Linked DNA regions of Homo sapiens: regions 1 and 2 are each linked to region 3. A link is a contact called in ENCODE Hi-C or POLR2A ChIA-PET data. All regions are on one chromosome and are shown on one strand. Each heading gives the region's core, a stretch centred on a gene start or an enhancer-like site at or near the end of the contact. The rest is flanking DNA. Distances are from core to core; before and after follow the strand shown. Region 1 holds the start of CLYBL (citramalyl-CoA lyase). Region 2 holds the start of DOCK9-DT (DOCK9 divergent transcript). Region 3 holds the start of ERCC5 (ERCC excision repair 5, endonuclease).

What was found. A loop is a pair of places that touch in the nucleus more often than their neighbours do. ChIA-PET counts read pairs that join two places held with the same protein, here RNA polymerase II (POLR2A). Pooled maps may share reads with other maps.
Region 1: a pooled map shows a loop between it and region 3 (9-fold over the local background). The contact joins the promoter of CLYBL here to the promoter of ERCC5 in region 3. A Hi-C loop is called at or near these places in 1 of 37 single-sample maps with no recorded cell type and 8 of 50 pooled maps. POLR2A ChIA-PET finds 5 or more read pairs at or near these places in 2 of 52 experiments (CD4-positive, alpha-beta T cell and activated T-cell).
Region 2: a loop to region 3 is called in a map of CD8-positive, alpha-beta T cell, with 6 times the contacts of the local background. The contact joins the promoter of DOCK9-DT here to the promoter of ERCC5 in region 3. A Hi-C loop is called at or near these places in 2 of 168 maps with a recorded cell type or tissue (CD8-positive, alpha-beta T cell and naive thymus-derived CD4-positive, alpha-beta T cell) and 7 of 50 pooled maps.

What each region holds. Positions count from the first base shown.
Region 1 is chr13:99,603,654-99,608,071 of GRCh38, forward strand. CLYBL (citramalyl-CoA lyase) reads left to right here and starts at 3,037. Exons shown (of 9, transcript NM_206808.5): 1 at 3,037-3,104. The coding sequence starts at 3,043. It overlaps LOC105370332 (a long non-coding RNA gene), which reads right to left and starts at 2,196. Exons shown (of 3, transcript XR_931674.3): 1 at 2,109-2,196. RefSeq lists enhancers at 1,900-2,879, 2,802-3,096 and a silencer at 2,818-3,377.
Region 2 is chr13:99,084,653-99,089,432 of GRCh38, forward strand. DOCK9-DT (DOCK9 divergent transcript) reads left to right here and starts at 2,071. Exons shown (of 1, transcript NR_047482.1): 1 at 2,071-3,973. It also overlaps a transcript of DOCK9 not described here. RefSeq lists silencers at 1,403-1,882, 1,923-2,232, 2,323-2,382, 2,963-3,192 and enhancers at 2,073-2,634, 3,197-3,756.
Region 3 is chr13:102,843,589-102,848,096 of GRCh38, forward strand. It overlaps ERCC5 (ERCC excision repair 5, endonuclease), which reads left to right and starts at 2,444. Exons shown (of 15, transcript NM_000123.4): 1 at 2,444-2,766. The coding sequence starts at 2,679. All of the region lies in intron 9 of BIVM-ERCC5 (BIVM-ERCC5 readthrough), which reads left to right. RefSeq lists enhancers at 1,374-2,198, 1,783-1,832, 2,043-2,832, 2,199-3,021 and a silencer at 3,183-3,232.

The DNA.
Region 1 (4,418 bases), core at 1,787-4,286, 3.2 Mb before region 3:
GCTAATTTTTGTATTTTTAATAGAGACAGGGCTTTACCATGTTGGCCAGGCTGGTCTCGAACTCCTGACCTCAGGTGATCCGCCCGCCTCGGCCTCCAAATGTGCTGGGATTATAGGCGTGAGCCACCATCTTATATGTATTGAATACCTGCCGGGTATAAATCACTGAGCCAGGTGCTGGGGGCACAGCAGCGACAAGACATATAAGGTCCCTGCTCTCAAAGAAGTTATGCTCTCATCCTACAGAAGGTGTTTCTAAGTCAAGACACCAAGAGCCTTTCTCCCAAGGTGGCTACCCAGCACATCACTAGCCCTGCCCCCTAAACAACAATACTGCATCCCAAAGCCCACCTGATAGATGGTTAGTCATCCCATCCCACCCCACCCTCTGAGAACTGCTGGGGAAAGGCACAATAAAGAAGTATTAGGTCGGTGCAAAAGTAATTGTGGGTTTTGCCATTATTTTCAATTCTGTAAGTTTTTTGAGAGCAGGGACCTTGTATGTCTTGTCACTGCTGTGCTCCCAGCACCTGGCTCAGTGAATCCTACCTGGCAGGTATTCAATACATATAAGATGAAATTGTTCTTGCCATTACTTTGAATGGCAAAAACCGCAATTACTTTGGCATGAACCTAATAAATTCACAAACTCATATATCGACATTGTGGTGGAGATGACCAGGCACTGTGACAGTGAAATAGATGTGGGGGCGCCGTTGGGGATCTTTAGGTTATTAGCACAGGCCCCTGTGAGGAGGTGGCACGTAGGCTGAAGGTCCTGGAGGATGAGCAGGTGTAGCCATGAGCATTCTGGGGATGAGGAACGGCATGTGTGAAGGCCCCACGGTGGGAGAGAGCCTCGTGGACTTAGAAAACACAGACAGAAGATGAGTGGGGCTGGAGATAAATTGGAGAGGCTGGCAGGGGCCAGACCGTGTGAGGCTTTAAGGGTCATGGGGAAGAACTCGGATTTTATTCTAAAGCCACTAAAGGGTTTTAAGAAGGGAAGCGATGCAATGACAATAATAATGAGGAATAGTTAACACTACTGAGAACTTGCTTAGATTTTAAGTGTGCAGTCTCTCTCTATGTATATGTAAACTCAGTCTATCATTATAACAAGCCTATGAGGTGATGAGGTATTTATACCCCCATTTTATAGATGAGGAAACAGAGAGCTTAAGAAACTTGACCAAAGTCACACAGCAAGTCAACTCTGGAACTAGGAGCTGCGTCATGCTTTTAAAAGGTCAGCCAGGTTTTATGGCAAACGGGTGATTGTAGGAGGGAAGAATGGGAGCAAGGAGGCTTTGAAATAATCCAGGTAAAGGATGATGATGTCCAGAATCAGACTTGAGTGAGGTGAGTGCAGCCCCAGCCTGGGATGCAAAATTTAAGGAGAAGTCTCAGTAATTACTGCACTCCAGCCTGGGCGACAGAGCGAGACTCCATCTCAGAAAAAAAAAAAAAAAAAAAGATAAGTAATATTGGCCTGGCATGGTGGCTCATGCCTGTAAGCCCAGCACTTTGGGAGGCTGACGCGGATGGATCACTTGAGGCCACGAGTTCGAGACCAGCCTAGCCAACATGGTGAAACCCTATCTCTACTAAAAATACAAAACAATTAGTTGGAAGTGGTGGCACTTGCCTGTAGTCCCAGCTACTCAGGAGGCTGAGGGGTGAGAATCACTCAAGCCTAGGAGGTGGAGGTTACAGTGTGTGAGCTGAGATCGTGCCACTGCACTACAGCCTGGGCGACAGAGCAAGACTGTCTCAAAAAAAAAAAAAAAGTAATATTCTAAACTAAAAACCAAGATAATGGAAAAATCCCATTATGAACAAAATATCAAAATTTTAATTAAAGACAGGATTGGTGTTACTGAAATTGCCTTTGCCTCAGGCTTCAGTATGGCTGGACCGGGCACTGGCTGGGACTAAGGTGGTGACAAGAAAGTGACCAAATTGGAGTAGACAGGCGAGGCCTGAGGTGGAGCAGGCGTGGGAGCTGGGGGAGGGCACCAAGGGGTTGAGCAGTCTCCCCTGTTGGTATCGAATATAACAATAATTCTTAGGCTCAGCAGAAGTTTAGCATCCATGTTCCCAGTCACCTGGACTTTTCCAAATCTTGGAACCCCCTCTGGCTGAAAAGGCTTTTGTTTGTTTAAACGGCCACTTTTTGCATCCAAGAGCACAAGTCAGCTTCCACTGGAAGGTTCTGAGAAACGGTTTCAGGTTTAAGTCTAGAGCATGAATGGAACGGAGTCACAGCTGAAAAAGAAACATGCCGAGTGCCAAGGAAAAGACATGGTTAAGGGGTAACATGGGCCCGGGTAGGTGAAGGTCGGCAGGTGGAGGCCGGCTGGATCAGGGAAGGTGAAAGAAGAGGCAGGGGCAGGGCCCAGCCTGTTTTAACGCCTCGGCGTTCTCACCGCTGCAGAACGGCTGCAGGGGGCAGAGTAAAGAGCTGCTGTCAGTTTCCCTGCCCAGAGAGTGCCAACAGCTGCTCTGACCTATTGCAGGCATGTGTGTTCCAGGATGCAGCCTTCCTGCACTTTGACCACTCTAGATTAATTGCTAACCAAGATATGCACATGATGGGGCTCACAAAGTATTAGGCGGTATTTTAACAACAAAAGCTGCGAAGAAATCCCTAGAAATGTTGGCTCTTCTGGCTGGGAAAACGCAGTCTGTCAACAGTTGCCTCAAAAACTCAGAAGCTCAGAGAGTTGGATTCGGTCACCAGAGAGGCCCCTCAAAGAGGCCCCAACCATTCAGATCCTCTGCTCTGTCCCCCATGACAGCGGGGACGAAGGTCCTAAGCCCTGGCCGGGAGGGCAGTTGACCTCGGGACTCGCCGCGGGGCGGAGCGGGTGCTGGGAGGAAGGAGGGCGTGGCTGGCGGGGTGTGGCTGGCGGGACGGGGCGGGGCGAAGACAGAGCGAGGCGGGGCCTGGGACGGGGGGGGGGTCGGTGTCGCCGTGGGGGCGTGGAATGTGGGGTGGGCGTGGCTAAAGGCAAAGGGCGGGGCGCGCGCGTCGGGAAGATGGCGCTACGTCTGCTGCGGAGGGCGGCGCGCGGAGCTGCGGCGGCGGCGCTGCTGAGGCTGTGAGTGCAGGTCCCCGTTCCCCGCCTTCCCGGCCCGGCTCGCCGCGGGTCGGCTCCTGTTGCAGCCCCGCGGGCCGGGCGCGGCCTCCCCAAGCCCTCACGGGAACCCAGCCGGACGGAAGCACCATGCGCCTCCCACGCGCTGGCTCGACCTCGTCCAAGGTCGCTGCCGCCCGCGCCTCCCTTTGGGAGGGCCCTCGTTGCACCCGGAAAATGGGTACACACCTTAGGTCGAATTACCTGGACTCAGCCCCAGGAAACAAAACTGCCTGCCTCCCCCAAATGGCAAACGTGAACGCGCCAGTCTTTGAGAGGCGGCTTGCCTGGTGAAGAACACCTGCGGTTCGTTTAACACAGCGGTTCCCAAACGGTTTGGTCTCAGGACCCGTTTACACGTCTAAAAATAATTTGAGGACCCCCCAAAGCTTTTGCTTATATCTATTGATTTTTGTGCATGAGGAATTAAACCAGAAATTTAAAAAATATTCACTTAATAACAAACCCATTAACTTTTAATACAAATAACACTTTAATGCATAACTTCTCAAAAAAAAAGTGAGAAGATTGGCTCATGGTTTTTATATTTTTGAAAATTTCTTTGGTTTAATAAAGGACAGCTGGAGTCTCATATCAGCTGTTTTGAAGGAAATATTTGAAAGAAATTCTGGGCTCATGCAGATGCAGATATTAGTTGGGAAAGGGAGGACCAAGCAGACCCTCTCAACGGGTCTCAGGGACCCCCTCAGGTGTCTTTGGACCACACTTTGAGAACCGCTGGTCTAGCACTTGCCCATCGCCTAGGTACGTGCACATACATGGTCTCATTTGGTTCCCTTGACCACCATGTGAAGAAGTTGGGTGTCATGTTTATAAAGATGAAAAAACAGGGTCAGAAAGGTTAAGGATTCTCAAAGCCCTATGACCAGTAATGAGAGAGTTTGGTTCAAACACTAAGTGTATGGCTCCTGGTCTGGAACTTCTTTATTTATTTATTTTTATTTTTTGAGACAGAGTCTCGGTCTGTCACCTAGGCTGTAGTACAGTGGTGTAATCTCGGCTTACTGCAACCTCCACCTCCTGGGTTCAAGCGATTCTCATGCCTCAGCCTCCTGAGTGGCTGGCATTACAGGTGTGCACCACCACCCCTGGCTAATTTTTGTATTTTTAGTAGAGACAGAGTTTCGCCATGTTGGCCAGGCTGTTCTCGAACTCCTGACCTCAAGGGGGTCCACCCGGATCAGCCTCCCAAAGTGCTGGGATTACAGGCGTGAGCCACCATGGCCGGCCTGGTGGTCTGGAACTTCTTTTTTTTTT
Region 2 (4,780 bases), core at 821-3,320, 3.8 Mb before region 3:
GGCTCCATCTACACGGCTTATTAAACCAGTACCTGCAGCACTTTGGAAATCATGGCACACTGGTACACTTTATTTACTCTTCTTCTGCCTCAAATCCCTGATGACCACGGCAGGCCCCAGATAAAGGAACCAACTTCTGTGTGAGAACAGAAAAGATGCCAAAGAAGTTGCAGGCTTTATCCTTAACATGCACTGGCAAAACTCAGGAAGATGCAGGAAGCCACACAGAAGTTAGCTGGTTATGGAAGAGATGGCCAGGTTCTGGTCTATTCCCAACTCCTGCTCTACTCCTTACCTAATCGACTTCCCTAAAATAGAAAAATTAAATCCTTGTTTACTATGGATCAAACTGGAGTTGGAGAAATTTGGAGTTGGCAGAGCTAGCAATCGAGAGAAAATTCAAACTGAGCAAACTGGATATAGAAATCAGCGAAGCTTCATCTCCAATCTCCACAAACGTCATTCACGCAATTCTGTGTCTGCCCAGGAAGGGCATCGATCTGCCACCAAAATGATGCATCCGCCCCTGTGTTAAGGGGCCCGGCACTCTGCCCCGACAATCCCCCACAGGGCCCAGACAACCACTTCCAAGGCCCATCTTCTTGCACTGTTCCAACAAACACAAGTCACACCCACCCACAAACAAGCCCGTTTCAAGAAAACAAATGCCGGCGGCAACGCAAGGAGCTGCTAAAAGTTTCCAGCTGCCCTGCAGAGCTCGCTCCTGCTCAAACGTCGCTCCACTCCCGCACCATCCAGGTGAATCGGGTTGTAGTGCGTTTCCAAATACAGCAGGACCGGCGCTGGCTGTGAAAAAGTTAATCGAAAACTTCATCTTCCTCACACCCAGAGGCCTATTCTCTAAAGACGTTCTGCCACGGGAAGATTCGTTTTGGGCTGATGGCTTTGCTTACTTAGAACCCCCAAACGTCACAGGAATTTGCACCAATACTAAATTAGCGAGGGTTCCCATCATGCCCCCCAAGCCTTCCTAAAAGGCGGCCAAACTTCAGGATACCGGCTTGGAGGTGGGGGGCGCAGGAGAGGATGCCGAAGTCCTTCCCTCCTGGAGTTCAGCCAACTCAAAGGGTTAGCAGGGGCATCTCCCACCCTGAGCGCAGACTGGATGAGGAAGCCCCCACCTCAATTCCCCTGCGCCCCTCCAAAACATGGAAGGAGAGGGAGGCCGGGGGAGGGATACGGGGGAGGGATGCGGGGGAGGGGGGAGAGTGTAATTTCCCAGTTGACAGAAAGCAGGTAAATTGGGAGAGAGCGGGGTGAAAAGAGTGACAGGGCGACATCACTCTGCGGAAATTTCCCAGGAGGAAGGGGACAGCGATGGGGACAGGATCTTGGGTGGCGGGGAGGGGTCTGGGAGTTGCAGCCCCTCCAGGACCTTCTCTTCTCCCCTGTCCAACTCCCTCCCGCCGGCCCCACCTCTTGATTCCGCGGACCCAGCAGGGTCGGCCGCTCTGCCTCAGCCCTGCCGACTAAGAGGCGCCCGGCCCGGGGCCCGCAGCTGCCTGCGCCCCCGCCATCCTCCCCCGGCCCGCGGTCGTCCCGCACTCACCAGGAGCACGGAGCCGCGCACCACCTCAGACACGCTCTGCCGCAGCTCGGCCGCCGTGCCCGGCTTACTCAGCGCCCGGGTGAACTTCCGAGTCTCCGCCGAGGCGGGGAGCAGCGGCGGCTGCGACATCCTCCTGCCCCCGCCGCCTCCGCCTCCGCCTGCTCCCGCGGCCCGGCCCGGCCGCGCGGCCGCCAGGTGCGCCCTCGGCGCCCGGCCCGCTCCGCCCGCCGCTCCCGGCGCCGCCGCCGCCTGCTCCCCCCGCTGCTCGCCGCGAGTCCGGCCGCCGCAGCCCAGGCCGCGCCCTCTGCACCGTGTCACGCCCCAAGGCGCCCCCCTCGGCGTCCGCGGCCCCCCGCGATCGCAGCAGCGCCCGGGCTCGCTCCGGGCGACCGTGCGTGTGGCGGCGGCGGCTCCCCCATGCCACCAGCCTCCCTCGGCGACCACTCGCCGGGCCGCCTCCTCGGGGCGGGGTGTCCGGCGCGGCGCGGGCGGGGCGGGGCGCCCGGACGGCGGAGGAGGGGCCGCCGCGGCGGGACGGCGGGCCAGGCAGGTCGGCGCGGCCCGGCGCTGGAGCTAGGCGGCCGGACTGGCAGGGGCGGCGTGCCGCGCGGGACCCTCACTGGGGAAGGTGGGGGGTCGGGGCCGCCTCCGCCCCGGGCCGCACGTCCGAAGACCGGAGGAGGGGACTGCGCACGCCACCAAGAGGGCGCACAGCCGAGGCTGGACGATGCGCGGTTTCGGAGCAGGGTTTCCTGCCCAGGGAGCCCGGCTGCGCTCGAGGGGACCCCGAAGTCACCGGCAGGGTCGGAGCTCGGTGCACCACGCCCCCCCTCTGCGCCCGGGGCCTCTGCGGGGACAGAGGTCTCAGGAAAGTAGCCTTTATTTATGTGGCACCGATCGGAACCCGCGGCCGGCCAGGCGGACCTGGACGGAGCGTCCCTGCTCGGAACCTGGCGCGGGGCGCCGCGCGCTCGTGTGGCGCCTCGGCCTCCCCACCGTTCAGTCCCCGGAGGCACGGAGCTCGCGGCGGGACGATGACGGTTGGGCCGGGCCAGGCGTGGGAGACTCCCAGACTCCGGCCCGCCGGGACGGCCAGCTGCGTCACCTTGGACGTGGGCAATACTTCGGAGCCTCGGTTATGTCGCCTGTAACCTGAGGACAACGGCCTGGAAGGGGCTCAGGTGACACGGCGGCCCTCACTGGGGCCGATTTAGCCGGTCTGCCGCCCCTCCGCGCCGGACCGCCAGGCGGGGTACCAGGGAAACTGCGATGCGCCGGCTTGCGAGCCCACCGTGACGCAGAGCTGGCGGCCGCTAGCGACAGCCACCCTGTGAGGGACTTTCCCCCCAATACCCTAACCGCTTTCCTGTCCCTAAGGGCCCGCTCCCGCCCCGGCTCCGTTTCTGTCTCTCTGAGGAAGCCCGGCGCAGCCTAACCCTCACAGGGCCGCGGAGAGGGCGCGCCAGGCGGGGATTTGCGCCAGGCCCGCGGCGCATGCTCAGTGGTTGGGGACTGGGCGGGTACCCCGGGCGGGGAGCCTGACTGAACGGCGGCTCTGCTGATTGGTCGGGCTGCTCACGCCACGCCCGTTGCCTTCCGATGGACAGTTCCTTACCTGCCGGGTCGGCCTCCGCAGAGAGTGGTGGTCTTGAAAACCCAGTTTTGGGAGAATACCTGCCGCGCCTCCCGCCCAAATACCCAGAGGTTTCATAGCCGCCATCGCTGCGGTGGAGGAGGCCGCCTGTTGCGTCCCACCCCACCAGAAAGCCTAACACTGGCCTGAAGCGTAATCTTAAAGTGGTAGGGGAAAATACCGATCTAGCGCAGAGAGCAAAACACCTCCGTTCTGGGTTTAATGGGCAGGTCTGGAGGTGAGGTATGCCGTCCGCACTCAATAATTACTTGCAGGATCGGATTGTTTCTCCAGTGGGTGGGGACTGCAGGATGTAGCATTGAGTGAGCCTGGCAGATTGAAAGATAAAACAAGGGTGATGATAAAAACAATTACACACTAACCCATTTCCTCCTCCGTGAAATGAGGGAATGGCCCAGACATTTTCCAGACCTCTTCTGTCCTAAGAGTGGAGCTGGGTGACAGAGCAGGTGCAAGCCGGCCTTTCCCTGCCTCCCCGGGGAACGCACTCTGTTCGGTGAGAGCAACTCAGCTCGCATTGACTCCTTTCAGCTGCAGGAGTGTGGCCGTTCAGTTCTCATTTGAACTGTTGACAACAGTTGTCTTCTGAGAATCATGAGTTAGAGCCTCCCTTTAGGCTTCTGACTCCCTCAAAAGTACCAGACAACACAAACTTTTCCCCTCTTGTTACCTTGGCTCTCTAAGCTGTATCTACTTCTATACAAGGCGAACAATTTTGTCTTTTTAAATTAAAAACAACAACAAAAGCACCTAAGGTTGTAGGGTTTTATATTCTTTTTTCTTTTCTTTTTTTAAGAGCTATATGATTACAGTAGAGTGTGTGTGTGTGTGTGTGTGTGTGTGTGTGTGTGTAGTCTAAAGAACAAAATTTCAACAAATGGTTTTAAAGATCTAATTGGCTTCTATTAGCAATGCATGAACCAGGCAGCATTCTGACTACAAAATAGACGGGAGCTCTTGTGGGAATGGAAGAACAGCTGGGTTTTGTTAAGGTAACTTAAGCAGGAACAAGGGAAAAGCATAGTGCCGAAAGCACATCGGGTAACTTCAGGTTACTCTCCTTTATGGGTTAAAGCAGAGGGGGCTGCCTTAGCTGGCTCAGGCTGACTGGGCCCCGTTTGACTGGTTGCTGTGAATCTCCTGGTTTTTGGAAAACTGGCCCTTTTGGGGATTTTCCTGTTTTTTAAAATCTCTGTTTAGTTACGTGGCACCTAACACAGTGGCTTCATTTTAGTCTGGTCTGTTGGGGCCTAGTTCAGGAGCTCAGTCCAAGACAATGACCTACCATAAATTTTATTTAAATATATGTATATCTGGAAAGTGAAGAATTCCCCAAACCTACCAATTTTATCCATATCTCTACCACTCCTAAATTCTGTACTTACTTGCTGATTCAGTATATTCTAGAATTGGCAGATTTTCATTTAGGAAGCAGAGAACAACAGACAATGTGCCAACAGTAGTCACTGGCAATGTCTAACCAAGCACAGGTTCTGACAGACAAGGCGGCATGGAAACGTGAACTAAGCCCAGGAAGATGGACCCAGCAACCCAGA
Region 3 (4,508 bases), core at 1,194-3,693:
TACTCAGGCTTCCACAGATGAATTTTGGAGGACACAATTCAGACCATAACACAAGGCAACATATGGTTCAGATGAGATCTGAATGAATGATCAGCCTAACCTCCAAGCAGATTCTTTCAGCAGACTGCAAGGTGCACTGGAGAGCTTTAGACTAGAGGCTTAAGAGGTCATTTAGGCAATATTTACAGAACTGCTAAGTGCCAGGATTGGGGGATGTAGCAGTCACGAAAATCGTTCTTCGTTTCAGTAAGTTTACAGTTTACCATGGGGAAGAGACAAATACTGAACAGGCAGTTATATTACTCTCAGTAAAATAACAACTGGGAACAGTTTCTGGGGATTACTTTACATATGGAGGAAATGCAAAAAACACTTTGTCAGGATTATTCCTGTAGCAAATTAGATGTGACTAGGTCAACCAAACATGGCCACTGTGAACCATCTTATTGAGCATAGAAGTGGTTTTGCTAAAAATGGATTTCTCCACGGAGCACGGTGGCTCATGTCTGTAACTCCAGCACTTTGGGAGACTGAGGCAGGAGGATTGTTTGAGACCAGTTTGGGCAACAAAGCAAGACCCTGTCTCAAAAAAAAAAAAATCAGGGCGTGGTGGTGGGGGCCTGTAATCTCAACTACTCGGGAGGCTGAGGCAAGAGCATCACTTGAGCCTGAGAGGTGGAAGTTGCAGTAAGCTGAGACTGCACTACTGCACTCTAGCCTGGGCGACAGAGTGAGACCCTGTCAAAAAAATAAAAAATAAAAAAATAAAAAAAATCAATTTCCCGTATACTTCTGTTATAAAGAAGTCTTTAAAAAATTGCCTGCTCCCTTAAGTCAGCCTTTTCACTGAGTTTAAATTTCGTTCCAATTTGAACAAATATGGATGCTAATACTATCCTTTATAGTTACTAGTGCTAAGTGCGTTGCATGTAACACCTTGAATACTTACTGAAGTCTGCAAGGTTGGTTTTATGCCCTGATTACTGATGGAGACACAAATTCTGAACAACTGTGACTTCAGGGATGCTAAACACCATAGTGAGGCACGATGCGGGGATTTGAATCTTGGCCTGAGGGTTCCAGAGCTGTGGCCTTTTCTGGGGTTACTCTGTTAATTGATTTCTAGTCCTTTCTGATCTACAAGCCGCGGCATTATAACTTTTAGATGCTGAAGAAAACTAAACTATATGTCAAGGATTAAGGCTTGTGAACCCCCAAAATTTGGGACAGGTCTCAGTTAATTTAGAAAGTTTATTTTGCCAACGTTAAGGACGCGCAGCTGTGACACAGCCCCAGGAAGTCCAGATGACATGTGCCCAAGGTGGTTGGGGCACAGATTGGTTTTATACATTTTAGGGAGACAGGAGACATCAATCAACATATGTAAGTACACTGGTTCCTTCCAGAAAGGTGGGGACAACTCGGAAGCAGGAAGGGCTTCTAGGTCACAGGTAGATGAGAGACAAAAGGCTGCATACGAGTTTCTGATAAGCCTTTCCAAAGGAGACAATCAGAATATGCATCTATCTCAGTGAGCAGAAGGATGACTGACTAGAATGGGAGGCAGGTTTTGCCCTGAGCAGTTCCCAGCTTGACTTTTCCCTTTTGCTTAGTAATTTTGGGACCCTAACATTTTCACAGGCTTTAAATTTTATTATTCTTTAGTTACTACGTGCTAGCATATAAATAAATAGTACAAAACCAAGAAGGCATCCACCTTTTGGTTGTCTCTTCACGTGTAAAACAACACTTTGTGTTAAGTATCTTCACACACGGCGGCGCAAAGGTAGAAACCGATACTAAAAAAGCGTGTAGAAAATAGTTCCCAGCCTGGGCAACACAGGGAGACCTCATTTCTACAAAAATAATTCGCCAAGCATAGTGGTGCGCACCTGCGGTCCCAGCTACTTGAGAGGCTGAGATGGGAAAGTTGCTTGAGCTCGGGCAGCAGGAGTTCCAGGCTGCAGTGAGCTAAGAATGCGCCACTGGACTCCAGTATGGGCGACAGCGTGAGACCCTGTCTCAAACAAAAACAAAAGCCCGTTACTCCACCAAGAAGGCGCTTTTGCACATTGTTTTAATGCTTAACGCCTTCAGGATGCCAGCGTGACGGAAGCAAGTAACCACCAAGGCATCACCACTGGCGCTAAACTTCTCACTTCCGGAGTGCTGCAAGCGCAGAAAATATACGTCATGTGCGGAGGCGGAGCTTCCGCCCTGCGCGTCGTATTAGACGGAAACCGAGCGGGCCCATTTTTCATGGGTTTGCGGACCCACCAGCGAAGGCGGGAGGTGTCGCAGGGACATCTTCTGGCTGTTTCCGTCGCCTGCGTGGCCCTTGCACCCCGGTCTTCCATTAGCGGCGCAGACGTTTGGGCCTAAGCGCTGGGCGAGGCGAGGCCCTGCCCCTCCCCGCCAACGGCCATTCTCTGGACCTGTCTTTCTTCCGGGAGGCGGTGACAGCTGCTGAGACGTGTTGCAGCCAGAGTCTCTCCGCTTTAATGCGCTCCCATTAGTGCCGTCCCCCACTGGAAAACCGTGGCTTCTGTATTATTTGCCATCTTTGTTGTGTAGGAGCAGGGAGGGCTTCCTCCCGGGGTCCTAGGCGGCGGTGCAGTCCGTCGTAGAAGAATTAGAGTAGAAGTTGTCGGGGTCCGCTCTTAGGACGCAGCCGCCTCATGGGGGTCCAGGGGCTCTGGAAGCTGCTGGAGTGCTCCGGGCGGCAGGTCAGCCCCGAAGCGCTGGAAGGGAAGATCCTGGCTGTTGGTATCCTTAACGCCGCGTTGGGACTTGGGGTGCAGGGATTCGGGGCTGGATTCCTCGCGGGGCTCTGCCTTGGGCACAGTGGCATCTGCAGGATGATGGTCTTGGGTCGGGGTCGGGGTCGCTATAGAATCTCTGTCACTAGGTTTTCTAAGTACAGTCGTCCCTCGGTATCCCCGGGGCTTTGGTTCCAGCCCCTCCTCCGTATACCACGATGTTCAAGTTCCTTCAACTCCCTTATATAATGGCGTGGTATTTGCATATAAACTACCCACTTCCGTAATCTTTTAAATCGTTTCTAGCTTACTTGTAATGCCGAATGCAATGTAAGTGATCTGTAAATAGTTGTTATACTGTATTTTAAAATTTTTTGTAGTTTTTATTGGTATGTTTTATTTATTTATTTTTTTCCATCGCAAATATTTTTGATCCGTGGTAGGTTGATTGCGGAATCGGGTGATGAGGCGGGCCGCCCTGTCTGCTTTCCCCAGCTTTGCAGTCTTAGCGGCCTGTGCATCCTGGTTTGTCACTTTGTGGCAGTGCTTTATGTTCCTCTCTGCCTTAGTTCTCTCATCTGCAAAGTAGAGGTGGTGATAGTATCTACACACAGGATTGGAATGAGGAATAAAGAAATTGCCTACATGAGAGAAGTTTAGTGCGATTAATACAGTAAATCTTAAAGTTATTATCCTGTCCGGGAGGTCAGTAAGGAGAGCAGAGTAGACTTCGACGATTAGTTTTGCTTGAGTCTTGCCCCATTTATGTTTCTTAGAGGAAGGATAGTGTGGACAGGTGTTTTACCCATTTTTTAAATTGACTTTTTAAGGACTATTGTTTCTGTACATGTTTGGCTGGTTTTGTTTGTCATTGGAATTAAATTCTTTTTTCATTAGCAAAACGTGATACTGCTTTTGAAATTTTTATCTTTTTCTTTGTTATGTAGTCATTTTTTTTTTTTTTTTGAGTATCTATTCTGGCTCAGAATCTGGTGATACCTTACACCAATTTCCTAAATGGGGATCTATGAGTCTAGGGGCTCGTGGGCTTGTGGAAAGAGTCCTGTAAATGATTGCGGGGGGATTGGGGACGGGAAATGGAGTGCAAGAGTGTGTGGGCGTTCAGCAAAGGAATCCCTGACTGTGGAGCCCTAATTCTTCAGTAGGTACAAAACTTATAAATAAAACGACATTGATAAGTTTTAAAACATAATGAGATTATCATTTTTTGCAAGTGAATAATCTTTAAATAAATCTGTAATTGATTTTTGGCTTAAAAGTTTTTATACAGGGTACTTTGAATTGGGGAAAGCCAAAGGATTTTTGTTTTGTTTTGTTTTGTTTTTTGTTTTTTAGAGCACATGCGCTGTTGCTGCCCTCAAGCTGTTGCTTAGTATCATTGCAGTCTAAAGATTTTCTCAGAAATAAAGGGTAAAGGTTAGTTTTCAGTGACAAGAACCCTTAAAACTTCAGCAAAGATTTAGATCATTTTATGTAGCAGCCCTTGTGAAGAATTACTAAAGAGGACTGTGGCCAGGCTCAGTGGCTTACGCCTGTCATCCCAGCACTTTGGGAGGTCAAGGCAGGAGGATCATTTGAGCCCAGGAGTTCAAGACCAGCCTGGGCAACATAGTGAACCCCTGTCTACACACAGTCAAAAAATTAGCTGGACGTGGTGGCCTGCACCTTTGGTCCCAGCTACACGGAAGGCTGAGGCAGGAAGATTGCTTGGGCCCAGGCGGTCAAGGC